Regions from separate parts of the Homo sapiens genome. Here region 2 is linked to region 1. Evidence: read pairs that join two places in POLR2A ChIA-PET (ENCODE). Cell type or tissue: GM12878. All regions are shown on one strand. Each heading gives the region's core, and the rest is flanking DNA. Links, peaks and the distances in the headings are about the cores only.

Region 1 (16,412 bases), core at 7,605-10,104:
AGATTATCTGCCAAATAAATTATTTGAAGTCAAATCTGTGTCTCAAGGTCAGCTTCTTTAGAAACTAAACTTATTAATGGTATCAAGAAGACCATCATGCCCTGATACCAAGAAGTGGGCTGCTGCTGTAATAAATACCTAAAAATGTGGAAGCAGTTTTAGAACTGGGTAACGTGTAGATGCTGGAAGAGTTTTGAGGTGCATGCTAGAAAGAGCCAACATTGCCATGAATGAACTCTGTATTAGTCTGTTCTCACACTGCTAATAAAGACATACCTTAGACTGGGTAATTTATAAAGAAAAAGAGGTTTAATGGACTCATGGTTCCACATGGCTGGGGAGGCCTCACGATCATGCCAGAAGACAAAGGAGGAGCAAAGCCGCGTCTTACATGGTGGCAGTCAAGAGAGCATGTGCAGGGGAACTGCCCTTTATAAAACCATCAGATCTCATAAGACATATTCACTATCAAGAATAGCACAGGAAAAACCCACCCCCAGGATTCAATGACCTCCCACTGGGTCCCTCCCACAACACATGAAGATTATGGGAGCTACAATTCAAGATGAGATTTTGGTGGGGACACAGCCAAACCATATCAAACTTTTAAAGATAATTCTGCTGAGGGATCAGAAAAAAAAAAATGAGTAGAGCTGTAGAGAAAGCCTCAGTCTTCTTAGAAAATACCTAAATGGTTATAAACATAATATTGGTAGAAATATCAACAGTAAAGGCTATTTTGATATGGTTTCAGATGGAAATACAGAACACGTTATTGGAAACTGGAGAAAAGGCAAACCTTGTTATAAAGTGGCAAACACCTTGGCTGAATTACATTGTGGGCTCTGCTCCCTGTGCTCTACTGCCACCTTCCTCAGTTGCCCTAGGTGTGGCTTGAGTGGGTGCAACAAACTGTGTTGCACCCAAAAAAGCCGTGGGAACAGAGCTTCCTGGAGTCTTGCAGGTCCAACTGATGCCCAGCAAAGCTGCAGAGGCAGGACCTCCAGCCCAGTGCGTCGGGAAAATGGGCCTTTTTCTCCAGTGTGTCCGTAAGTTGGGACCTTCACCCTGGTGGATCTGGAAGGCAAAGCATTGAGGCAAAGAAGATTATTCTCAAGCCTTAAGGTTTTGGACTCGCTCAGGACATGGTACTCCTTTCTTCTTTTCTATTCCTGTTTTGGAATGGGAATGTCTGCCCTGTGCCTATCTCACCATTGTATTTCGGAAGCACATAACTTGTTTGATAACACAGGCTCACTGTTGAAGAGGAATTTACCTTAAATCTCACCCATATCTGATTTAGATTATATTTATGTTGGTTTTTGTTTGTTTGTTTGTTTTTATTTTGTTTGTTTGTTTTGAGACAGAGTCTCACTCTGTAGTCCATGCTGGAGTGAAGTGGTGTGATCTTGGCTGACTGCAACCTCCGCCTCCTGGGGCAATTCTCGTGTCGCAGTTTCCCAAGTAGCTGGGGTTACAGGTGTGTGCCACCATGCCTGACTAATTTTTGTATTTTTAGTAGAGATGGGGTTTCGCCATGTTGGCCAGGCTGGTCTCAAACTCCTGGCCTCAAGTGATCCACCTGCCCGGCTTCCCAAAGTGTTGGGATTACAGGCATGAGCCACTGTGCCCAGCCTGGATTATATTTAGGTGAGACTTTGGACTTAGGCTTGTGAGTTGATGCTATAATGAGTTAATACTCTGGGGGCTATTGGAATAGGATGAATGCATTTTTGCATTTGAGAAGGGAATGAATTTTGAGGGCCAGGAGCAGAATGCTATAGCATGAATATTTATACCTCCACCCCCAAATTTATATTTTGACATTTTAACCCCTAGCATGATGGTATAAGGAAATGGGGACTTTGGGGAGGTGATAGGGTCATGAGGGCAGAGCCTTCATGAATGGGATTAGTGTCATTTTAAAAGAGACTCCAGAGAACTTGTTCACCCCTTCCATTATGTGAAATTACAGTGAGAAAATGGTTATCTATGAATGAGAAAATGAGCTGTCACCAGATGCCAAATCTGTAGACACCTTGATCTTGAACTTTCCAGCCTGTATTTTGTATAGTAGCTAGTTTAAGGTATTTTGTATAGTAGCTTGAAAAGACTAGGACAGGTGTTATACCTATTCTTCAAGAATCTTCAATGTCTAAAGTAAATTTTGTCTCTTCTGTCCAAGAAGTTTTTCTTTCTCGCCCTTAAGATATAATTTCTCATGCCTGGGAACTCTCTAGATGTATTATACAACTCTTGGGGTGATTTAGCTCATATTTCCTCTTATCTTCTGTTCTCCCCTAATACATAGAAAGTTTCCATATGGTAAAGACCATTTCTTATATATGTTTACATGCACTGCATTGTTATTACCTTGAGTAGGTCAGTGGAATGAGTGGGTGAAAGGAAGGATGGATGCATTGATAGATGAATAGCTGGATAATAAATTGATGGATGGGTGGAAAGATGGATGCATGGATGGAGGACAGATGAATAATAGACGAAGAAGTACATGGATGAGTGAGTGGATGTGTGAATAAATGTAATAGCAGTTTAAAAAGTCATTTTTCCGTGATACTTTAGTTCCTTATAGGCATAAATTACCCAAGAGTCGCATTCAATTAATAGTCATTTTACCATTCCATGCCTTATTAGAACTTTAACATCCCTTCTCATCATATCATGAATTAGAACAAAATTTATCTTATTCACCAGTAAGATGTATTTCTCCCAGTCAAATTTATTAATACACATAAACCTCCTTATCAAATAATTTGTTTTGTCTGTCCAAAAAAAGAGTACTGATTATGGCTTTGTATTAGGTCGTTCTTGCATTGCCATAAAGAAATACCCGAGGCTGAGTAATTTATTAAAAAAAGAGGTTTAATTGGCTCATGGTTCTGCAGGATTTACAGGAAGCATGGTGCCAACATCTGCTCAGCTTCTGGGGAGGCTTCAGCAAGCTTACAATCATGGCAGAAGGCAAAGGTGGAGCAGGCACATCACATGGTAAAAGCAGGAGCAAGAAAGAGAGAGAGCGCGAGGTGCTACACTTGTTTTGTTGTTGTTGTTGTTGTTTGTTTTTTTTTTTAGGGGGGACGGAGTTCTGCTCTTGTTTCCCAGGCTGGAGTGCAATGGCGTGATCTCAACTCACTGCAACCTCCGCCTCCCGGGTTCAAGAGATTCTCCTGCCTCAGCCTCCCAAGTAGCAGGGATTACAGATATGTGTCACCACGCCCGGCTAATTTTGTATTTTTAGTAGAGACAGGGTTTCTCCATGTTGGTCAGGCTGGTCTTGAACTCCTGACCTCAGGTGATCCTCCCGCCTCAGCCTCCCAAAGTGCTGGGATTACAGGCATGAGCCACTGCGCCTGGCCTTAGGTACTACACTTTTAAACAGCCAGATCTCATGAGAAGTCACTCACTATCTCAAGGACAGCATGAAGAGAATGATGCTAAACCATTCATGAGAAATCCACCTCCATGATCCAATTACCTCCCATCAGGCCCCACCTCCAATACTGGGAATTAAAATTCAACATGAGATTTGGGCGGGGACACATATGCAAACTATATAAGGCATATAATTTTTATTATATATATTTTATATATTTATATATTTTATATTTATTTATTATTTAGTCACATAAATACAGTGTGCTTATAGAGAAAAAAACAAACTTTCCCATAAAAGATGGGAAAAGCTAATTTTATACAAATGTGGCTCAAAAGACCACAATGGAGTTGGCTGAATATCAAGTGCAAAATTTGACAATGATACTGGGAAAAAGAGCTACTGTTTATTGAATATTTCTACGTGTCATTTAATTTTCACAACTACCTTGTGAGTTAGAGATTATTTCTACTTTATAAATAATAAGATGATATCATTTATAGATAAAGAAATATAAATACATAGAGATTCTGAATCTTGCTGAAAGTCACACATGGGGAAACCAAGATTGACAGTTGCAGTATTGTTGCCAATTCAACATAGTTCAGACTTGTGCTTTTTCCTCCTTTTCTTGGGATGCACACATGGCCACCACCAAGGAGGAAGAACTAGGAAGTAATTACATTGTTCCTATACCAAAGCTTTAAACAGAGAAAAATTGGAGTAAGTGTGTCCCCACTCCCCAGTCCACAGGCCCTAATAACATCAACAGCTTGAAGCTAGAAGTCATAACTATCTCAGTTTTCCACTTTGCAAATCAGGGACTAGAAAGGAGAGGAGACTGAGGAGAGAGGAAAATAAAGGGAATGGAAGAGAAGAGGGCTCTGGGAAATCTCAGGATTAACTTTAACAAAGGCAAAACCAGAGTCTTTCCTTCTTACTCTTTCTCCTGCCGGGCCTATTGACTATTAATCAGATTTAACTGCAAGTCATTCACTTCTTAAGAAGAGGTGTCTAGGAAAAGAAAAGAACATGGCCTGCTGTTTTCAGATACAGCATATTCCATAGCATTGTACTTAAGAGATAGGCTGAGTTTGCATCCCAGCCCTATTCCGTTTTAGATATGTGACTTTTAACCTCTCTGTACCTCTGATGCCTCATCTGTGAAATGGATGCAATTATACTACCTACTTCATTGTGTTGCTGTAAGGATCAAATAAATAATTCACATGTAGCTTTAAGCCAAGACCTGTCATTAATATTCAGTAGATGTCAATAGTGATAATAATGATCATGATGGAAAAAAAAGATCACGATGGTGGTTGTGATGCGATGGGACAATTTTGTCTGAAGAACTCTAGGAAGGCTTTGTAGAAGAGTGACATTTCAGCTTGGCATAAAACAATGAGAAGCTTGCCAGCTGAAGGAGAGAGTGAAGAATATTTAGGGCATTTCAAGCAGCATGTGAGAAAAAATTATAGGGCAGTAAAAGAGCCTACCTAAAAATAACAAGCACTTCTGTGTGGCTGCATTCACTACATTTTTGATTGTCTTAGGAATTTCTTTTCTCTTCTTTCTTTCTTTTCTTTTCTTTTCTTTTTTCTTTTCTTTTTTTTTTTTTTTGAGACAGGTTCTCACTTTGTTGCCCAGGCTGGAGTACAGTAGCACAATCTTGGCTCACTGCAACCTCTGCCTCCTGGGTTCAAGAGATTCTCCTGCCTCAGTCTCCCAAGTAGCTGGGACTACAGGCGTGTGCCACCACACCCGCTAACTTTTGTATTTTTAGTAGAGACAGGGTTTCACCATGTTGGCCAGGCTGGTCTCCAACTCCTGACCTCAAGTGATCCACTCACCTTGGCCTCTCAAAGTGCTGGGATTACAGGTGTGAGCCATCGCGCCTGGATGATTGTCTTAGGAATTTCTTAAAGGGGAATATTAACTTGAGAATCACCTTCATGGAAGAGGCTATTGAAAACACGAATGTTTTACCTTAATAGAGATGCTCTTTAACTTACTATGGGGTTACTTCCTGATAAACCCATCTTAAGTTGAAAATATCATTAAGTGAAAAATACATTAAATACTCCTAGCTTACTGAACATCATAGCTTTAGTCTAGCCTATCTTGAACGTGCTCAGAACACTTTCATTAGCCTATAGCTGGGAAAAATCATCTAACACAAAGCCTATTTTATAACAAAGTGTCGAGTAGCTCATGTAATTTATTGAATATCATGCTGAAAGTTAAAAAGAGAATGGCTGTATAGGTACTGGAGGTGTGGTTTCTACTGAACGCATATTGTTTTTGCAGCATCGTAAAGTAAAAAAGTTGTTAAGTCGAACCATCTTAAGTCAGGGATCATCTGTACTGAGAGACCTCACATACAAGAAAGACAAGGGAGGAGCAAAGACATTGTTCAAATGATTGGCCTTGAAATTTGATTATTTTCCTCCACCTTCAATGTTAGAAGTATCAGCAAAGTAGATTTTATTCCTGTGCCAGGTAGGTCCTCCCTGGAAAGCAGAAACTGAATTAGAATTAGGTAAGAAAGCGGTATGTTGCACAGGTGATAACTGTGAAAGATAAAAGGGTTATGAAGCAGATTTGGCTAGGGAGAGCCTTGGACAACGAAGCAGCTCTGACAAAGTCTCCACCAACCCAATGGGAAGCTCTGTAGCAAAGATTGCCCATTAGAAGAGTCTCCCGTTGGGCAGAAATGACCAGGTTGTAGGTCTTCTGCCATGCTGAGTCTTTGGCTGAGGGCTGCCTTGGAAGAGCATGGCTTCAGCTAGAGAGTTCAGGTGGATTTAAAAGGCACTGACTAGCTGGAGGTTCTTAGCAAACTGTACTCTTTGCTGCTAACAACGTGTTTTTTCTTGATGGGAGATCTGAGTGGTGCATCTTTGTGGATGCCATAGTTCTTCTGATGAAATGTCTCTTTAGAGAGCTTTATGGCCGGCGGGGTGGAAGGAGAGAAATATGTAAACTATCAGGAGACCTGGTTTCCGACCATCACTCAACATTAGTTTACTGTAACAGTCTCTTTCTCTCTTTTTAGTGGCTTGACACAACAATGATTTATTTAGCTTTCAATTCTGTGAGTCAGAAATTTGGGTTGGACTTAGGTGGTGGTTCTCAGTGAGTCTCAGTTGGACCCATTCATGCATCTATAGTTAGTGATTGGGATAGCTGAGGGACGTTTGGTGTTTATAACCTCAGATGTGATCGCTTGCTATTACTTCATGTGGCCTCTCATCCTCCAGCAGGCTAGCCTGTGTTCAACCACAAGGTGGTGGCAAAATTAAGCATGCTAGGATTCTTGAGACCTAGGTTATAGCTGGCACAAGGCTATTTCTAGTGCATTTTTCTGGGGAAAAAATGTCATAAAGGCCAGAATAAATAGAGAGTTAGTCTCTACATTTTAATGGGAAGAGCATCAAGGTCTTATTTCAAGCAAGTGTGGATACAGTGATGCAGAATGTGTGTACATTTTCACAATTTGTCATACTCTATAAGAGAAGTATTAAAATTAGGTTTATGTGAAGATAAATAAGACAAGGTCTTTGCATTCCAGAAGCTCTATAATATGATTAAAAGATATTGCATGTCGTAGAAACTGGGATGACAAAAATGCAATAAGAATGTAGATAAAAATAAATATTGTACTGTGACAGTCTCTTAACCTCTGTGCATCTCAGTTTTCTCAGCTATGAAGGGGTGGGGGAATCTATTTGAAATTTTAAAAATATCTGATTTCAGATAGCAAAAATTCTTATTCAGAAATTGCATGGAACTAGAATGGTATTAAGAGCATGAAATCTGTGCCAGATTGCCTGAGTTTGAAACCAGGCTTTAGCATTGACTAATTGTGTCATCTTGGGTGAATTATAAAACCTCGCTGGAGCTTGGTTTCCTCATTCTTAAAATGGGATTAATAATAGTACCTTCCTAATAGGGTTCAAAATCTAAAGAGCTATAAAGCATTTAGAATAGTGCCTGGCACATAGTGAATACTCAGCAAATGCTAATTCTAACTCCTACCCTTCTACAAATACATGTTCTCACATACAAACACTCTTGAATAAACCTGGATTTTGGAGTGAGAATTTAAGGGGTGAATGTGCCCATGTTAGGTTTGGCAGTAGCTATATCTAAGGAAAAACTTTGGTACTACTTTTCGTGTGTCCTAGTTTCTGAGAAAGGGTAAAAAGCATTTTTCTTCCAGAGTACAGTTTATGTTGCTTCTGGATTGCCTAGTAACAAAAGCCTCTCCTCATTCTTTTTCTGCTCTGATTGTTTTTACCTCAACAATTTAATTGAAAGTTAAAAAAAATTATTGAGTTCTGCCTCCCCGACCAGTTGAAGTCACTGAATCTCAATCAAAATGCTTCAGAAACCTATAAACATCATAGCCTGTTGTAACCTACTCAGAGTTATTAACTTTCTATTTTTTAAAAAATTTTTGTATGCTTGGCAACCAGGCTTTCTTTGCTATGGACATAATGAGGCTTCACCCTTAAGTCAGCCTTATAGCCTGGGGGGTCTGGTCAATCTCTTTTCAAAGGCAGTATTTCCACACTTTTAGGCCTTTGATTAAGGAAATCAAATGTGTGTTGGTAAGTTCTTCTCATGGTACAAAACCCAAAGAGGAAGACTATTATTAATCATAATCATCAGAAGGAGAGTTTACAAGTGAAGGAAGAGGAATGAACACTTTTGGATGACTAGAGTGAAGTCTCTAATTCCAACATAGCAAATTAGCTCTTCATTTTGAAAGGTGGCACTTCACTGCTGGTGAAGGGATATAGAAGTGGGGTTAGGACAGGGAGTGGGGTGCACTAGAAGGAGATGAAATACAACTTAGCAAGCCTTGCTCTAATCCTGTGAGAAGCCTCTTTGCCATGGGATCAGAAATGGGGGCATTTTCATTATTGCTAAGAGTCACCCTGAAGCCTAGCAGTGTTTTCAGTAAAACATTGCATAATTTGCTTCATGTTTCCATGAGGATGTTTTATCTTGTTTATTGAAAGAGGAAGTACAGTTGAGGACCTGTCATCATTAGGAACTAGTGAGTTTCTGCTTTTCTCTATTCCACATCTTAAATTATTTTGATATTAAAGAAATGTGACTATAGACATGAGACAGGAACTGAGCATCCTGTTTATTTCTCTAGAGGCGAAAAAAAAAAAAAAACCCAAAAACAAAAAACACAAGATACCGTTGCCGAGAAAGAAATAGAAACCACAGCTGCTGGATTCTCCTTATTGGTTTTTTTCCACCAGTCTTTCAGCTCCCTAATTCTTTATCCCTAGTTTCTACTTGTTTCAGTGCACTTTTTTCTTCATTTTCCTATTTGTCCATTTCACCTCCCAGGAGAACTCTGAGTCATAACTATCCCTCTAGTTCTCTCCCTTGTCCCCTGAGAGATGATGTGGTCTAGTGGTTACGCACCCAATTACAGAAACACGCTTCTTAACCATGTAACTGCAGGCGAGGTGCTTGCCCTTTCTATGCCTCATTTTCTCATCTGTAAAAGGAATGTAAATAGTCCTATATCATAGGGTGGTTGTAAGGATTCCATGAGAGAACACACGTAAAGCATCTGGAATCAATATTGGCTCTATTATTATATCCTCTGTCCTCACCCCTTTCCACAGATCCTGTAATACTCATTATCTATCTGGATATATATTTGGTTGCTGTGGGACACTAGCAGAATTTAAAATACACTAATATGCCCACGGGGAGGAATGAGGAAAGATTGGGGTGGTCAGTAAAAACAGCAAATCAGTCTACTTCCCTACTGCGTCGAAGAGTCATTTTCCTGCACTGACAATCCACTAGCTACTCTGAAACAAATTCCATTCTAAGTCATGTGCATTTCATGGCACTTCAATCTTGGACCTCCAGGTTGATTGATGTGGAGGAGAGGAAATGCATATCTGAATGGCTGGAATGATACTACCACCCTTTCAGGGAAGAGTTTCACTTTGCACCACCCAGCCAAGACCTCAAAGATATGTGAATAGTTACTTTGTTGGCATTATTAACCATGTTAATAATTAATTACATTTATTAGACGTTGTAAAAACTTTTTATAGTGCAGAATTTAAAATATATACAAAAATAGACAGATGCATAACATGGGCACCCACATACTTTTCACCTGTCTTCAGCAAGTATCAACTCAGGGCCAATCCTGTTTCATTTTTGTCCCTACCCACTTCTCTACTTTCCATATGATTTTGAAGCAAATCCTGGCTATCATGTCATTTTATCCATAAATATTTCAGCAAGTTTTCCTGAAACAGAATCAGCAAACTCTGGCCTGTGGGCTAACCTCCTATTTTGCAAATAAAGTTTATTAGAACAAAGTCACACCCATTCATTTACCTACTGTCTATTGGCTGCTTTCCCAGCAGGGACAGGCACACTGTGGTCCACAAAGCCTAAAATATTTACTATTTGGCCCCTTAAGAAAAAGCATGCTCACCCGTGCTTTAAAAGATAAGGACTTTTAAAAACACAACTACAATATGGTTATCACACCTAAAAAATGTGATAATTTACTACAAAGTCACTTAAAATTGTTTAGGACCTTACATCTTTTTAAATGCCTTCGTATGTGTTATCTCATTTGAATCTTGCAACAATCTCTGTGAGCTAAGAAGGAGAACCCTAGTGTCATTTAAATCCCTTTTATATATATGAAAAAATGGAAGAGTAGAGTTTAAAAGTAACTTCATCAAAGGCAGGCAGCTAATAAGCAATTTGAATAGAATTCAGCCTCGGATACCTTGTTGTGGGGCAATCAGATGCTTAAATTCTGCAGTTTGTGAATGATAAATTCCCTGTGTATTTCTCAGCTGTTCCATTTCAAGAGTATTTGACTTGAAGAACTTGGTATGGGATATATATTTCAGACATGACTTGGAGTTAATTTAAGGTGAGCCTCCTTCAAGCAGTAAAAATAACAGGGTTTTTATATTGAGTGAGAGTTCCCATGGAACCACTCTGAGTTTGAAGTGCCATAGTGGCGCTTGGAGAAAAATCTACGGATAAGCCTGTTTTCTAGCATCTTCCTTAGAGAAGAACATGGTGTGTTATTTTACGACCAAAGACAAAAGGTGAAATGTGAGGTTTGGATTCATTTTAGTTGCATGAGCACCCATAGTCTGGGGGTGCATCCCGGCCATTTTGTCCCATAAAGCTGGCTGGAAACAAAAATAAAAGCCAGACTGCTCATGAGAAACCTGATGGCATTTTTATTGGTTTGCCCATGAGATGATAACACCTTTGAGAAGAGAATCCAAGAGAGCATATAAAAGTGGAAAATAGTCACAGAAAGTCCAATCATACTTTGGAAACTCTAAGAACATTAGTTTCCATTTTTATATGACCAGAAACCTACTGTACAATCAAAGGTCCTTGCTGAAGCAGGTTCCAGATTTTATATATGAAAAAAATGGAAGCATAGAGTTTAAAAGTAACTTCATCAAAGGCAGGCAGCTAATAAGCAGTTTGAATAGAATTCAGCCTCTGATATCTTGTGGTGGGGAATCAGAAGCTTAAATTCTGCAGTATGTGAAATTCTGCTGGAGCAGGTTCCATTGTTTAAAAACAATGCTGGTTTCTGTTACAAAATAGCTTTCTTTCAATACATTGAAAACATTCTTCCTAGTTAGGCAATTAGCTACTTGAGGGCAGGAACCATTGTTTGCTAATTTTTGTATTTCTGGGACCTAGAGCTTGGGCTGGCTGGGAAAGGAACTTAATATAAATGGCTGGGCGTGGTGGCTCACGCCTGTAATCCCTGCACTTTGGGAGGCCGAGGCAGATGGCTCACGAAGTCAGGAGATCGAGACCATCCTGGCCAACATGGTGAAACTCCATCTCTACTAAAATGCAAAAAAAAAAAAAAAAAAAAAAAAAAATTAGCTGGGCCTGTTGGCACACACCTGTAGTACCAGCTACTCGGGAGGCTGAGGCAGAGGAATCGCTTGGGTTGCAGTGAGCCGAGATCGTGCCACTGCACTCCAGCCTGGCAACAGAGTGAGACTTTGTCTCAAAAAAAAAAAAAAAAAAAAAAAAAAAAAGAATGGTGTCAAATGGCTACAAAATGTCAACATTATTACTTATTTAGCTGTGAGTAAAATCATACTTTTAGCAATGAAAAAAAATCTATCACCCCAAATACAACTTTACAGTGGAGAAATCCTAGCAGATACCACCTTAATCAACCTCACCACTGATAACCTCAGGTTAACCTCACCACCGATAAATCATATGGATAATCGTGTACCCTGTAGTATGCTAAATAATGGCTCCCAAAGATATCCACCCCCTAATCCCCAGAACCTGTGAATATGTTCCCTTATATGGCAAAAGGGACATTGCAGACAAAATTAAATTAAGGATCTAGAGATGGGAAGATTGTCCTGATTATCCAGATGGGCCCATTATACCACAAGGGCTCTTATAAGTGGGAGGCAGTGGGAGATTTGACTGCAGAAGAAAAGGCAATTTGACAACAGAAGCAGAGATTGGAGTGATGTGGCCACAAGCCAAAGAATACTGGGAACCACCAGCAGCTGGAAGAAGCAAGGAACAATTCTCCATAGGACCTCCAGAAGGAGCCTGCCCTGCCAACACTCTGAATTTAGCCCTGTAAGGCTCATTTCTGACTTCTGGTCTCCAGAGTTGTAAGAGAATACATTTTTCTTGTTTTAAGCCACTAAGCTTGGGGTAATTTGTTACAGTAGCAACTAATACATACTCCCTGATAGGAAGTGATGAGAAGGGTGCCTTACCTCTTATGGTTTTTCTCCCCCAAATTTATATCCCTAGTCAAGTCATGAAAATATACCAGGCAAACCCCAATGAAGGGACATTCTACAAAATACCTGACCAATATTCTTCAAAAATATCAAGGTCAGGAAAAACAGGAAAGTCTGAGAAACTGTCGCAGCTAGGAGGAGCTAAGGAATCATGTTGATTACATGCAATATAGTATCTTGGATTGGACCCTGGAACAGAAAATGACAGTAATGGAAAGACTGGTGAAGTTTGAATAAAATATGTAGTTTAGATAATAGTGTTATATCAATGCTAATTTCTTCATTTTGTAACATTTTAATAATAGAGGAAGCTACGTGAGGGGCATACAGGAACTCTTTGTACCGTCTTTGTGACTTTTCCATAAACTGAAAGACATTTCAAAATCTAACATTTAAAGAGGAATCCATGCCAGCAACATGTTTTCTTTTCAGACATCTGTTATTAGAGATGGAAATAATATAGGAATGTATTTCAGGGAGTCTAGGACTGTGCTGATCGAACCCTCTCAGGGGAGAGGAAGAAAAGGCTAGAAACAGATGGCTGAGGGTAGAGAAACAGTACCACTCTCATTTGCCTTCCATGCTCCTGGTGGTGCTAATGCATCAAGTTGTCCTGGGGCATAGGCAAGGGGAAAATGTTCCTGTACTTTATGAATGGAGAATCCATAGCACAGAACAGTTCAGTAACAAATAATGTTCATTGAATTTATTTTACTTGTCCAAGTTCACTGAGCAGATGCAGAAATGAAATATAAACGGTCTAATTTCCAGGTATATGGTGGCTGAGCAAGAAAGTTCAGTTCATTTACAATATTTTAAAAATACATATTTTGATCCAGATAAGAAACTTTGGTGTTGCAGAATGACAAATGAATTTCAGTGTGCACAACCTTTCTAGATTTGACCATACTTTCCTTCCCTCACACCCTGTATGACCACTCCAGGTTTAACTCAGGTTTATAGCACTTGCCTTTTCTGGTCTTCCTCTTCTGTTTTCTTTTGTCTTTGGGGTGGTTTTCTTTTCTTCCTCTTCTCCATCCATTCTACTTACCAGGTGTTACCTGTGGGTGCATAACAAATTACCATAAAACAATGGGTTAAAACAACAAACATTTATTAACTCATGGTCTCTGTGGATCAGGAATTTAACAGTGGCTTGGCTGGGTGATTCTGGCTCAGGGTCTTTCATGAAGCTGCAGTCAGAGAGTCAGCTGGGGCTGCAGTTATGTGAAGGCTTGACTGGGGATGGATGATCCATTTCCAAAATGACTGACTCACATAGCTCTGGACAGGAGGTTTCAGTTCCTCCCCATGTGGATCTGTCCATAAGGTCACTTGAGTATCCTCATGACATGGCTGCTGATTTCCTTCAGAGCAAGTGATCCAAGGAGAGAGTGCAAAGAGGAAGCTGCAATGTCCCTTATCATCTAGTCTTGGAAGTTACACACTATTCCTGCTGTGTCATTCTATTTGTTAGAAGCAAGTCACTAAGTAAAGCTCACACTTAAGGGGTGGAGGTGGGGGTTAAATTAATCTACATCTCTTGAAGCAAAGAGTACTGAGAACTGGCGAATATATTTTAACCACCACACCAGGTGTTCTCCTAGCCTCAGATGTGTCTGAGAATTTCGTCTTCCTCTTTAGGCTTTCTCTTGGCATCTACATTTACTTCTGCAGTTTCATGTGACTCAAAATGAAACCCAATTCATTTTTTCCTTCCAGAAGACTCCTCTCATCTTTCTTCTAAGTTTTTAAGCCCCATAAAAAGTCACAGAATGTTGAGAAAAGAAAAGGGAACTTGAAACGATCCCAGCATTACAGGATCTGGATAGAGTCATCTGCCTCTTTTGTTCCTGCTGCAGTACTAAAATTTGACATCTCTGATTCTTCTCAAGCAAGAGTTGCTGCAGTCTTTTGAGCAGCTTCTCCGTGGTGCTGTCACAAATCTAATATTGAAATCACGCTTAGTCTTCACTGACTTTTACCACATAATCTTCTTCTCAAAGCCTAACTTCACTTGATTCTCTGTGATTCTTTTACTGTACATTTAAACTATTTGGCATTCAGGGTTCTAGTTCTCAACCAGTCCTCTTAATTATTTACTTCTATGCTTTCAGACTTCACCTCTCATTTTCCATTGGCTTTCTTACATTCCCTTGTTCATCTAGCAAACTCAATATGCCTGAAGCCAAATTCAGCCTTTCCCTCCAGAAGCTTCCCTTTTGACCTTGCTCATAGCCAGTGGGAAGAGGCTTTGTCTCCACACTCTGTGGTCCCATTGAATCTACCTGTTCTCCTAAATTCTATCAAGTCACTGTTGCCCACCTCATGTTAGAGCCCCACAGAAAATCCAGTCTTTTGGAAAGATGAAAAAGGTGACTCTATTGACTGAAATAGAAACAGAAGTGACAACCCTGTCCCAACACATAAGAAAAGATGCTGAGTCATACTCCAATTCTATTCAGAAATTGGACTCCCTGGGGACAGAGATTTTATATTACATTTGTTCCATGTCATGTTCACATGTCAGAGGCATCTCATGTTCACCAGTAAATAAAAAGCTAAGCAAATGTCTGAATACGTTTGGTGTTTGGTGTTCCGGCTCTGCCGGAAGGTGACACATAATGGTAGGGATGGAAAGAGTCATTATAGTTAATTAGTTGAAATGACATAGAAATTATGGAATTAGCTTTTTTTTTTTTTTTTTTTTTTTTGAGAGGGAGTCTTGCTCTGTCGCACAGGCTGGAGTGCAGTGGCACGATCTCGGCTCACTGCAAGCTCTGCCTCCTGGGTTCACGCCATTCTCCTGCCTCAGCCTCCCAAGTAGCTGGGACTACAGGTGCCCATCACCACGCTTGGTTAATTTTTTGTATTTTTAGTACAGACGGGGTTTCACTGTGTTAGCCAGGATGGTCTCGATCTCCTGACCTCATGATCCACCCGCCTCGGCCTCCCAAAGTGCTGGGATTACATGCGTGAGCCACCGCACCTGGCCCGAATTAGCTTTTTAAAGCATCCTTGATCCCCGAAAATATTAGATGTCAAACCTCAACGCACCTTTACTCCTAAAATACCATTAGAAGAATCTATAGTGCTGTGGAACACATAATGCTAACACCAGCTATGAGAAATCAATATCTATCAGCATCCCCTTAACTTACATTGGAAGAAACACTAACCACCCAATTAGATTTAAGTAGTGAGGCTGACTCAGCACACAGGGGTGTCTAAAGAAATAAAGGGAAACAACATCCAGAAGTTCTCTTTGTGAACCAAAAATATGCCTTTTAGACCAAACTTCTTAGCAAGAATACAAGATCCATCACAATCTCACCCAAACCTGCTTCTAGCTGCATTTCACGCTGTTCTTTTTCCACCCCTGTCTTCCAATCTGGGTGACCCTCTGGATTTATAGATGTCCCTCTGCTCAATGTCATGCTCTTTCCTTTATGCCTTGATCCTAGGCACATATGATTTTCTTCATTCAAAAGACCTTGTCAACACTTAACCTTTAAAGATATCGTCTTTTCTGGAGAAAAGGTAGTTGCTTCACTCCAGAGAGGGGTTGGGGTCTAAAGAGCTGTGAGAGTACACATCTTCATGCTATTTTTCTCAGCCTCTTGCTCAGTGCCTGGCAACTGGTAGATGTTTGATAAATTTTTTTCAAGTAAATAAAGGAGTTGCTAATTCACTCGTATGAGTGCTTGCCTATTGATCTGAGGTCAATCACTCTTCTGAACTCATTGGGCTTTTCCAAAGTAAGCCTTTCCCCCTCAATCTAATAATGATAATAATAATAAGTGCTAATATTAATTGAGCACTTACTATGTGCCAAATACTATGCAATCTTAACATGAATCATTTCATCTAACTTCATAAGTTCTCCTCACCCTGCAGATGAGGAACCTGAAGCTTAAGACACTAAGTAACTTGCCATAATTATAAATGAGGGAGCCAGGATTGAAGCAGAGCCTGTGTACTGTATCATTAAGCTATATTGCTGGCAACTAATCAACACCACTGGGCTCATGGCTATTGGCTGGTTACTGGTGCTACTGATCTCTGCCGAGAAGCTCTTCCACCTCTAGCCATGCAGCATCAGTCTCCCTCCTGCTGGCAGAGAGGGGCGCTGAGCCTTTCATATTTACATAGAAAGCATGGCAGCAGCCTCAGTGTTGGAA
Region 2 (12,505 bases), core at 7,174-9,673, 90 kb before region 1:
TCTCTACAGGTTAAATAAAACCAACTGTGAAAGTCAGGAACATTGGAGAATGGTAGAAAATGACCCTTCAGTTTCTAGTTTTTGGTGAGCACAATACACATATTACATATACATAAATATATATACCACAATATACATGTAACACATACATTAATGTGATCGTATGTATATAAGTGAGATGAAGGCAAAGGAGACTTCATTTATGTACACGGCCTTTTATTCACATGAATAGTAATCAGAGTGTCAAAAAAGGAAATCTTGAAAATAATGCTAATGTAAGTGTTTTCAGCAAATATATGTCTTTAGAATATATATGCTTTAGTAACACATAAATACATTCCTGTTCTAAAAACAGAGGTGTCTAGACTCAAAAGTGAATGTCTTATTCCCCACAGAGCAAGCACTACCCCCTCTCCAATTTCCCATTTGCCTCCAGAGAAGTAATTGCTGTTAACAGTTTGGTGTATACTCTTCCAGGCTAGTGTCTATAAATTTACATACATTAATATGTAAAAGTACAAATATAGTTTTTAAAGCATAAACGGGATTCTTCTGTGCATACTTTTATATACCCTACTTTTTTCATTTAAAAGTTTCTTGGAGATATTTCAATTTCAGTATATAAGAAACTGTTCCCATTTTAAAATTTGTTGCATAAAATTTATAGAATGGATGTATTATATTTGAAATATCCAATCTAAGCTCATCTTGCACTGCTGCTAAGAATTTTTCATAGTTATTATGAACACATATCACAACTGCCTTCTGTACCAAGTAAGCTTCATGGACCACTTCCTGCCCACCTGGGTCTGTAATCTAAGATAACCTTGACACAAATATATATTGAGAATAAATTCTCTTTATGTATCAAGAGTCTTGACACTTTTTTTTTTATTATGAGGCTTATCTTAAATTCTCTTGCTAAATTGTATAGGAAGAGAGCTTAAAGAGGAATAGGATATTTACATAGTCCCAGAGTATCTCCTCACCAGTTACTTATTAGTTATGAAAGGAAAATCTATATGGTGAAGGAACAAAACTTTAACCAAATGACCAAAATTAGCATCACCAGTAAGGCCAAATGGGCATCACATGCCTCTGGCTATGAGACCTTGGGAAAGATACAACATCACTTATGTGATATTCTTACTAGATATGCATTACTTGGATCAAATCATGAGAAAACATTAGATAAACCTATATGAAGGGACATTCTGTAAAATAAGTCCCCTATACACTTTAAAATAATGAATGAAATATAAATACTGATGAAAGAGGCTTAGGAACTGTTTCTGATTAAAGGATAGTAAATATACATGGCAACTAAATGTAATGTGTGATTCTGGACTGGATCCTGTACTAGAAAAGAATTGCTATAAAGTACATTGTTGGGATAACCAATAAAATTGGAATATGGACTATAGATTAGATAAAAATACTGTATCGATGCTAAATTTCCTAATTTCAATAACTGCACTGTGGTCATGCAAGATTATATGTTGGAAATATTTTAGGCTATGTTAGGAAATACAGAAAATACGCACTGAGGGATTAAGGAGTAAATGAATATGAATATGTCTGCACATGGTTCAGAAAAAAGTATATGTCTGTCTCTCTGTGTGAATGTGTGTGTGTAGACAGAGAGAGGGACTATAACATGAATGTGGCAGATTATTTTAAATGAGTGACTATGGACATGGATAACAGGTACAAGTAAATTCTTTTTGCTATTTTTGCAACTGTTCTCTAAAATTTAAATTATTTCAAATTAAAACATTGAAGTACATGTTTTGGTTTCAAGACTGTAAAGAAACCTGCAGTGGATAAGTCATGCATTGAAGTTCATTCAAGAGATGGACGTAGAGTCTAGTTCAACCTCTTGTCTTCTTGGGGTGAGCTCTGATTACAGGACTTTAAGGAATGGTTCTTTTTCAATAGGTTTTCCGGAGGTATTTTATGTATCTTACAATTAGGAACTGTCAAAACACTTCAGTTTCAGAAATACAAACAGCTGAGAAGCTGTTAATTTTCAGAGGCAGGAGGAAAACTTGTATTTTCAGTGGTAAGTTATTGTTTTAATAAAACATTGTCTTGCATCAACCTGTTGTACTAATTCTCCTTTTCAGGGGCTTTTCACTAAGCTGTGCCTATGCAGATAGATAAGGTTGCCCCACTTTTAATTCTTTACTTTTTGTAATGCTGATGGAGTTTGTGAACAATGGCTCAAGTGAGCATGGCTTAAGTTTAGAGAAACATAAAAACATAGAAATTATTTTAAAAGACCTATAATCTCTCCTGCTAATCTACCTGTGAATTGCTCCAAGGAACTGGGAATAGCAATTATTTTAACAGCTTTATTGAGATATAATTCACATACATACATTTTACCTATTTAAAGTGTACAATTCAATAGTTTTTAACATATTCCCAGAGATGCAACTACCCCCACAATCTAATTCTAGAGCATTTTCATTTGCCTCTAAAGAAATCCTGTATCCATTAACAGTCATTCTTCATTTGCTGCTCCCCCTTGCCCTAGGCAACCACTAACCTACTTTCTGTGTCTCTGGATTAGCCTATTCTGGACATCTCATATAAACTGAATCATATAATGTGTGGTCCTTTGTGTCTGGCTTCTTTCATTTACATGATGTTTTCAAGGCTAATTCATGTTGTAGTGTGTATCAGGACTTCATTTCTTTTTATTGTCAAATAATAGCTCATCATGTGGATATATGAATTATGTAATTTATAATTATGAATAATGTTGCTATGAACATTGTGCGGATGTGTTTTACTTTTCCTTGCATATATATCTATGAGTGGAATTGCTGGATCATGTGATAACTCTGTGTTTAACATCTTGAGGAACTGCCAGACTGTTTTCCACCATGGCTGCATCATTTTACATTCCCACTAGCAATGTTTAACAAGGCTTTCAATTTCTCCACTTGTTATTGTTTGTCTTTTTTATTACAACCATCCTACCGAGTGTAAAGTGGAATCTCATTGTGATGTGGGTTTGCATTTCCCTAATGACTAATGATGTTGAGCATCTTTTCATATGCTTATCAGCCATTTTTATATCTTCTTTAGAGAAATATCTATTTAGGTCCTTTGCCAATTTTTAATTGGATTATTTATCTTTTTATAAGTGAGTTGTAAGACTTTATATATTCTAGATACAAGTTCATTATTGGATATATAATTGACAATAGAAATTTACACAAGTTGGCCATCATTTGGCTGCTTTTCTTCACTTAAAAATTTCTTGGATATATTTCAATTTCAGTACATATGGTCCAGTCTCAATTTTTAAAAGGACTGTTTCAAAAAGTACAGATACTCCCCTACTTATGATGGGGTTACATCCTGTAAAACCTATTATAAGCTGAAAATATTGAAAATGCATTTAATACACCTAACCTACTGAACATAATAGCCTACTTTAGCCTAACTTAAACTACTCAAAATGCTTACATTAGCCTACAGTTGGCGAACATCATCTGGCAACAAAGTACACTGTAGAGTATCCATTGTTTACCCTGTTGATCGTGATCACCTGGTTGAGTGGGAGCTACAGCTTGCTGGCAATGCCCAGCATCTTGAGGAGGGTATCATTAGCCCAGGAAAATATCAAAGTTAAAAATTTGAAGTATAATTTCTACTGAATGTGTATCATACCATTGTAAAATTGAAAAATTGTGAGTCAAACCATGTTAAGTTAGCAATCATCTGTATTTTATAGAATGTGTGTGCCATGTTTGAAATATCCCCTAGTAATTGCCCCTTGAATGAAGGCTTCTGTTTGTATATTCTTATAGGACAGCTTCTGAACCATACTCTTATCTCTTCCACATTTTGAGGGTATTAGTTGAATCCACTCTACTAGATTCACGCTCTCTAAGATTGAGGAGCATGTACTCTGCATCTCTTTGAATGTGTGTGGTGTTTTCTCACCAGAGCATTTAGCATATACCACTCTGTTGTTTGCTAAATTTAGAGTAGATGATTCTCACTGGCTCTTTGTCAACTCTTACGATGTGGTTCGGCTGTGTCCCCACCCAAATCTCGTCTTGAATTCCCACATGTTGTGGGAGGGACCTGGTGGCAGGAAATTGAATCATGGGGGCAAGTCTTTCCGTGCTGTTCTTATGATAGTGAATAAGTCTCTGATGGTTTTAAAAATGGGAGTCTCCCTGCACAAGCTCTCTTCACTTGTCTCTCGCCTTGTGAGACATGCCTTTCATTTTCCACCATAATTGTGAGGCCTCCCCAGCCACGTGGAACTGTAAGTCCATTAAATCTATTTCTTTTGTAAATTGCCCAGTCTCGGGTATGTCTTTATCAGCAGCATGAAAATGGACTAATACATCATAAAGTCAAATACTTTTCCTCTTTGGGTTTTGTTTTACAATTATGAAATACGTCATCTTAGAGTTGGAATAAATCCCATGGTTTCTCTAGTCCAGTGGAACGCAAAGTGTGGTCCACAGACTGGTGCCAGATTATAGCCTCTTATTGGCCATGATGATTGAGTAGAGGCATGGAGAGTTAAGTGTTTAGAAACTTTTATTGTATTTGATATTGCCATTATAGCCAAACACATGATTTCATATCATACACAAATATCAGACCATAATAGATTAGAAATTCTAAGAAGTCCTTCACCAAAGACAGTTCAGAAATAGTGCAATGTGTCCCCACAGCAAAAGTCCCTTCTGCAGCCAACTAAGTAGAATTTACTTAATCAGTGTAGCTTATTAATTCAAGCAAGACTTATTCAGTTCCTACAACCTGTACTATACTGTTTAAGCTTGCAGGCCCGTATCTTGGTTTTCACTTCCTAGATACGTGGATGTGGAGAGGGTTCTTAATCTCTCTGGGCCACAGTTTCCCACTCTATAAAATGGGTAAATAAGACTTAGTCTCATAGGGTTGCTTTAAGGAATAAATGAATAAACCTATATAAAGTACTAGAACAGTCCCTGGTACAAGATAATCATTCAATAAATGATATAGAAGTTGACAATGATGCTAATGATGGAGATAGAGATGCTGGGTATTGTGGGTACAATTACGTAGAGGCAACAGCCTTTGCTATCCAGTAGCTAATGGGGGAGTATAGACAAAGAGACAATTTCAGTGCAGTAAGTTCTGAGACAGGGTGAGTACACAGGGTATCCAGTTTTGTCCTAGAGGGCATATTAGTTAGTGTAAAGTTGCTGTAACAGAGACCTCAAATACAGTGACATAAAGACTATAGAAGTGTATTTCTCTTTCACCTAATATTTCCGAAGTGAATAGTTATGTTAGTAATGTAGACTGACTCCTGTAACAAACAATTCCCAAATCTGAGAGACTGAAGACAATAAAATGCTTATTTCTTGATCACATCATGGTCTCATCAGGTGATTAGATAAGTGTCCTTCCTTGTGGTCATTTAGGAACCCAGGCTCCCTGGCTCTCTTTGGGTGACTTGTGTCTATAAAGTGGGGGAGAATGAATGGATTTTGAAGGATGACTAATTGCTGCCACAGGGATCCATTAATGGTATAATATAGCAGGAGGCCAGAACATGGGGAAATGGGGATGTGGGGATGACAAGAGGTAAGGCTGTAGAGGCATAGAGAGAACAGATCATAAAAGACCTTGAATGCCAAGTTAAGGAGGCTGGACATATATAAATGATAGAGGAATGGGGATAGGAATACAGTCTGGTTCTTTTTTTTTTAAGTTTTGAAAAGACACTCTGGCTGTAACATAAAGAGAATTTTGGAGAGACACAAGAGGGTACCAGTTAGAATCAAATCTATTACATTAATCGAGGCAGAAGATGATGGCTTGAATCAAGGTGGTATCTAATAGAGAAAATTAGATGGCTCTGAAGGGAATATCTTCAAGACTTGCAGACTAATGGACTAAGGAGAACTGGTAAGAATGACAGTGGGGACCATAATGACATCCTGCCAACAATTCTCTGACATGGGGAAACCAAGGAGGAGGGTATAGGAGGTGGGCCAAAGTGGGGCATTATAAATCAGGGTTTGACTTCATTGAGTTTCAGGTTACTTGGGAGTTTTCCAATGAAGCTGTCCAGTTGGTCTTTGGTGAAAGAGACATGGATTTCAGAAGACAGAGATCTATACTAGAACTAAGGTCCCGCAGTGTACAAATGGCAGTTAGAGCAATGGGAGTCACTAAAAGGATACCATGTAGAAAAGATACCATGTAGAATGAGAATAGAGTAGACCCAAGACAGAGGCTGGTGGAGCATTAGTGTACGTCATATAAAAGAGAGATCACAAAGGAGGCTTAAAGAGTGGCCAGAGGACTCAGAGAGGTCTCAAGAGAATGTGATATCAGAGAAACCAAGGAAAGACACGATTTCAAAAAGGACAGTCTAGTCAACAGTGTCATGTAAGAGAAACTGCAAAGAGCATCACTGAACTTATCCACAGTGACTTTACAAAGACCAATTTGTGTGGCTTGGTGGGAGCAGAAGCCAGACTGGGTGGACTGATAGGAGGGTGAAGGCTATGGAGGGCATATAACAAGTGCACACCACTCTTTCAGAAAGTCAGTCTTCAAAGAGGATGAGAGAAAGAGCCAGTAGCTTAGTGGAATATGAGGTTGAGGAATTTTGCTTTATGTACATAATGGGAGAAAACTATGCATGGCTGCCAACTAGAAAATGAGGTTGGGTGAAGATAAAGGTGAGAAAGGGCATAATAAATGGAGGTGGGAAAGGAATCAAGAGCATCATGGATGAGATTAGCCTTGAATATGAGTTCCCTTCCCCATGAGTCATTTCCTTTGTGGATGACTAAACAATAGAACTGTATTTCTTATACTGAGGGGAAATATATTTCCTTATAACTCTCATCTATTAGTCTTATTTCTGCTTCCTCAGCTCTTATATGGCTGCAATTCTGTTTCCTCTTCAGTTTCTTCTGTAAACATCCATAGTTCCTTCAAACATTTTTCATATGATTTGATCTCAAGCTTTCATTTGAGCAATGTTCAGCTTAAAATGTCAAGCCCAGAACTGTCAAAAAGCTTTCCAGATGTGGTTTGGCATATGCAGTACCAAGCCCACTGTTTATGTTTTCTTTCTTAATCTGAATATTAATATATTTAGTATTACACAATAATTGCAATTATGAGCAATTTTTTTCCTAAAAATGTCACACTATACAAACATTTCTTACGTGCTTATAAATAATTAAGACCCCCAAGTCTTTTTTCCAGAAACTGCTTTTTAACCAGATCTTCCATGTTAAAAGCTTAGTATGGGTCTCAAGTTTCTCTCTGCTAGTTTTGACTTATTCCAAGCTGTCACCCTATTGGATAGGAAATGGACTCTGACATCCAATATATTTTACTCTCTCCCAGTCAGTGCTATCAACTTCAACATTCACAATGCTGTTGTGGGAGGCAGAATTCTAAGATGATGCCCATGATTCTCACCCCCCGGTATCCACACTGTGGTGTAGTTCTCTCCCCTTGAGTGAGGGTGGAATCTGGGACTTGCTTCTAGATAATAAAGTATGGCAAACGTGAAGGGATTTTGCAGATGTAATGAAGGTCCCTTAGCAGTTGTCTTTGAGCTAATCAAAAGGGAGATTATCCTGGGTGGGCTTGACCTACCCAGAGGAGCCCTTTAAAAAAGGGTCCAGACCTTCTGGAAGATGAGACCTGAAGCAGGATGTCTCTTCTGATGATTTTGAAGAAACAAACAACCATACTGTAAACAAGCTATGGAATGGGTGGTCTCTAGGTTGAGAGCCTCAGTTCTCCAACCGCAAGGAACTAAACTCTGCCAACAACCTGAATGAGCTTGGAAGAAGTCCTTGAGTCCTATGATGAGACCACTGCTCCTGCCTTGATTGCAGAGGACCCAGCTAAAGCCCCACAAAACGGTGAGTTAATAAATGTATGTCGTTCTAAGCCACTAAGTTTGTTTTTCATTTGTTATGCATGATAGGAAATGAATGTACTTGTCTTGAGCATTACCGTCCATGTTTTGGGTAAGAGAGTTGGACTGCACAGGGAGAGAGCACTATCTGTTTGAGACTCCCTCCTCCACTTCTCACCTGTGGCTTCCATAGCATCCCTGATGCTATTTGCCCACCCAGGCTAATGAACTTCACTTGGTGAGAGGTAGAAAACATCACTGTAGTGCACCATATATTAGCTTCTGAGCCAGAAAAAAATAGAGGACATACTGAAAACCAGTTATGTTCGTATTGTATACTACTGTGGTACTTATTAACCATCCTGCTGACTCATTCTGTGACAAAGCACCTGAATCATGCATTAGCAGACCGTCTCTGTCATTGTGAGAGAGCCATTTGCCTCAAAATAAAGAATGTCTGTTAATATTCTGGGCAAACTTGAGACTCTTGACTGAGAGGCCAACCCTGCCCTCTCATTAGTACTTTGTGGGTGTCAAGACTTTCGTTAAAATTCCACTTCCTTTAATGTGGTCACCTTGGCATGCTTTTTGAATGAGTTTAGTGGCTTAGGGAGGATTGGTTTTTCCAAATACTAGGCAAGAATGCAGAAAGTAATTGGATTTGGTATACTTCGTAGCATTTCATCGGATTGCTTTGAGAAGAGCTCTTAAAGAAAGGCTTTATTTAAATCAGAACAAAGAGGGAGATTCAGCTGGAGGCACTGATGAGCTTCTATGGGATTCTATGACTAATGCTGCATGTCTATACCAGGCTTCCATGTAGACGGATATTATGACATTAGTGTGTGTAAACTCCACAGTGCTGAGGGAGGAGGGGAAGATGGTCACCCCACTCCATTTAAGAAAGTTTGTAGGAATGTAGTGAGAATCCAGGAGGCTGAATGGATTTTATGTTGCTTCATGAACAAGTGAGCAGAAAACTTCAGTTTTTGGGTGATTTTGTATCTCAGAGATGCTTTCAGGCAATAGCTCTGCACCCAGCATAAGCAGGCTGTCTCAACCTTAGCACTACTGACATTTAGGGCCAAGTAATTCCTTCTGTTTTTGTTTGTTTGTTTGTTTGTTTTTTGAGTTAGGGTCTCATAGGGTCTTGCTCTGTCACCCACGCTAGAGTACAGTGGTGTGATCATAGCTCACTGAAACCTCGAACTCCTGGGTTCAAGCGATCTTCCCACCTCAGCCTCCCCAGTACCTGGGACTACAGGTATGTGCCACCATGCCCAGCTAAGTTTTTCTATTTTTGTAGAGACAGGGTCTCACGATATGGGCCAGGCTGGTGTCGAACTCCTGGACTCAAGTGATCCTCCCACATTGGCCTCCCAAAATGTTGGGATTACTGGTGTGAGCCACCATGCCTGGCCCATTTAGTATAAATTTCAAGAAGTGAGTTAGTTGCCAGATCAAAAGAGCAGAATAATCTTAACACTCTTGATTTATATTGTCCAAATACTCCCCAAAAAAGTTGTATCAATATTCACTCCCAACAGCATATGAGAATCATTTGTTGCTTAGTATTCACATAGTTAACATTCACTGACACTGCGTATTTTTTAAGTATCAGGAATATATCTTTAAAATTGTCACTAATTATAATCTGTTCAATTTTGTATTTCTTATTTGAATATGAGTTTGTCTAATGACCAGGGAATTCACAGTTACTACTACCAATAATAAAAAATAGTCACATTGAAAACCCAGAGAAAAGTGAGCGAATATGGTTTTCCTTTCTGAGTTTTTGCTACTGCTTTCCTAAAACCTACTGTCCTGCTGGGACCATTCCTACAATTTCCAATCTAATTCCAACCTTCTTATAGGAGAGATGTGATCAAGAGCATGTTTGTTCAAGAGTTTCTACTCTATACACACAAAAAAACAGAGGATTGAATTGTCATTGAGCCAATTTGTTTTTGCCAATAATTGGGAAGAGCCTCAGATATCAACAAATCAAATACTTAGAGAGAAGGCTGTTGAAAAACTGGAAAGAAAGATCTAAAATGTCATGAATTTGTCCATGGATGTTCAGTTAATTATTCACTATAAGAGGTAATTTTCAATTCATCAAACCACTATCTATATTTATTGTTCTTAAGGAAGGTGAAGCACCAGCTTCTAATTAAGAAAACTAGCCTGGCTAATCTAACAAAATGGAAGTAAGAGGTTGAAGCCATTTACAGAACTTAGTTTCCTGCTGTTCATTCTGACTTGCCCAAGCTTCCTGATAGTAATGAAATTTTCTTCAGGTGGAAGACCAAGACTTGGGAGAGAAATTGAGCACGGAAAATCAATACTAAGTTTCAGTGGTTCCTGACCAGAACATTAAGCTCCTTTTTATGGCTCAGAAAGAAACAGATCCAAGTGACTCAGTCCCTTCTCCCTGGTTGGTGGGCGACTTCACAAACAATATTAGATTTTGGTTTCTTTAAAAACTATACAATTCACTCAAGTCTGAGAGGTTATTTTTTTTCAATGGTATAAATACTGACAAGATTTTCATCTTTAATTGGGTTGGCATTTTAATTAGGTATTAACTTTGTTCATGAAAACGAAGATGAAAGTAATTATTTAGGCTGCAGCCTTTTGAGAGGATAACACTTGTCAATAACATCAGAAAATGTTGGCAGTGAGGAAGGTCAGAAATGACCTCTGATCTTTTCTCACAGGATGTGCTATGAATTTGATGTTGTTAAGTATGTTAGTAAAAGAAAAATGAATGTAGTCCAGTTTGGAAAAGGTTTTCTTTCAATCCTGTAAGTAGATGATCTAAATCTTTTTTCTTCTTCAAAATTGCTGAAGATCTGTTTTATAATTTATATGTATCTATACGTTAACTGCATTGTATGCATATGTATGTATATATGTATTTGTATTCACATTACTCTAGAGCATTGGTTGGCAAACTATGGCCTGAGGGCTGAATGCAGCCTACCACCTGTTTTTTTTTTTCTTTCAAGACTGAGTCTTGCTCTATTGCCCAGGCTGGAGTGCAGTGGCACGATCTCGGCTCACTGCAACCTCCACCTCCGAGGTTCAAGCGATTCTCATGCCTCAGCTTCCCAAGTAGCAGGGATTACAGGCATGTGCCACCATGCCAGCTAATTTTTGTATTTTTAGTAGAGATGGGGTTTCACCATGTTGGCCAGGCTGATCTCGAACTCCTGACCTCAGGTGATCCGCCCACCTCGGCCTCCCAAAGTGCTGGGATTACAGGCGTGAGCCACTGCACCCGGCCCTGTTTTCAAAAATAACGTTTTATTGGAACAAGGCCATGCCCATTTGTTTATGTATTGTCTGTGCCTGATTTTATGCTACAATGACAGAGTTGAATAATTTTGACAGAGACTGTATGGCCCTTTGTAGAAAAAGGTGTACATATCCCTGTTCTAGAGCCAGATCTTTGTACTTGGCACATATTTGAATCAGAAGAGAATAAGTATTCATATAAAAATCTCTACTTATGAATATGGAAGGCCCTTGTTGGCATGGAGGAAAGAATGTGTAGAAGCATGAGAAGAGAAGCTCAGAATGTTATTAGAGGCCTCTAATAAAGAATTGAAGAGAAAACCATCAACTAAACTAAATCGTCAACTGAGAATTAATGAAAACTTTACCAAAAAGCCTATGAACATGCATATGCCGTTGGCCTTCTGTATTTGTGGGCTCTCCATCCATAGATTCAAGCAAAATATTTTTAAAAAAAACAATAAAAATAATAATACAATAATAAATAATACAAATAAAAACCCAACATAGTATTGTTATAGCTAGACAGGCATGAGCAGGGGGCAGGAGAGGGCTCTCGCCCCCACCCACTAGAAATGTAGGGTGATGGTTTGGCAATTATTGCATTGCCTCTCTAAAAATGACAATTTGGCAGCCAGGGAGAGACGAGCTCCTGATGGTCCACACCTGTTAACATTAAGTGTTAATTGAATGCAGGCCCCAGGGAGAAGCAGCTTCTTGGCCATGCGTGTTGAGACAAAATGACAAAGTATGACATTCCAGGGACGCACGCCACCAGAAAAGGAAGAAAGCCTCAGATGGGCATACGTATAACTCCCTAAACACACTGCGCATGCTCAATTCCCAAGGGTAAGGAGGGCACCGTGCACGCTGAAAGCCCACCCTAAGGGAAGAATCATGGGAAAGAGGCGAGCCTGTAAAGTCCCAGGGTCAAGGTTAAAGGGATCTCTTTTCTCTCCTTGACTTTAAGGCACTACTTGGGTCTCTTCCAAGCGAGTTTTCCTTGCTTTCCTGTTCTAAAGCTTTGTAAATAAACTTCCATTTCTGCTCTGCAACTTGCCTCAGTCTTTCTCTGCTTTATGGCCCTCAGTCGAACTCTTTCTTCTGAGGAGACAAGGGCTGAAGTTGCTGTGGACTCATACAGATTCACTGCCAGTAACTCAGGGTAACTCAGATCTCTGTTACCACAGCAATTTACAGAGCCTTTACATTGTATTAGGTATTATAAATAATCTAGAGATTACTTATAAACTCCTTAGTATAGAGATTAAATTATAAAGAGATTAC

The links. Peaks named below come from ENCODE experiments on the same cell type or tissue, not always from the same donor. Only the 100,000 strongest peaks of a DNase experiment are listed, where the experiment ranks them.
Region 2: POLR2A ChIA-PET joins it to region 1 with 8 read pairs; 2 of 35 experiments call an interaction of 5 or more read pairs at or near these places.

What each region holds. Positions count from the first base shown.
Region 1 is chrX:16,105,953-16,122,364 of GRCh38, forward strand. No RefSeq gene overlaps it. Among named protein-coding and RNA genes, the nearest start is that of GRPR, 9.4 kb to the right of the region's middle. RefSeq lists an enhancer at 13,857-13,996. In GM12878, for the core only: no CTCF peak of the experiment used is centred there; no DNase peak of the experiment used is centred there.
Region 2 is chrX:16,015,949-16,028,453 of GRCh38, forward strand. No RefSeq gene overlaps it. Among named protein-coding and RNA genes, the nearest start is that of GRPR, 100 kb to the right of the region's middle. In GM12878, for the core only: no CTCF peak of the experiment used is centred there; a DNase peak (open chromatin) is centred at 8,333; H3K27ac peaks cover 444 bases.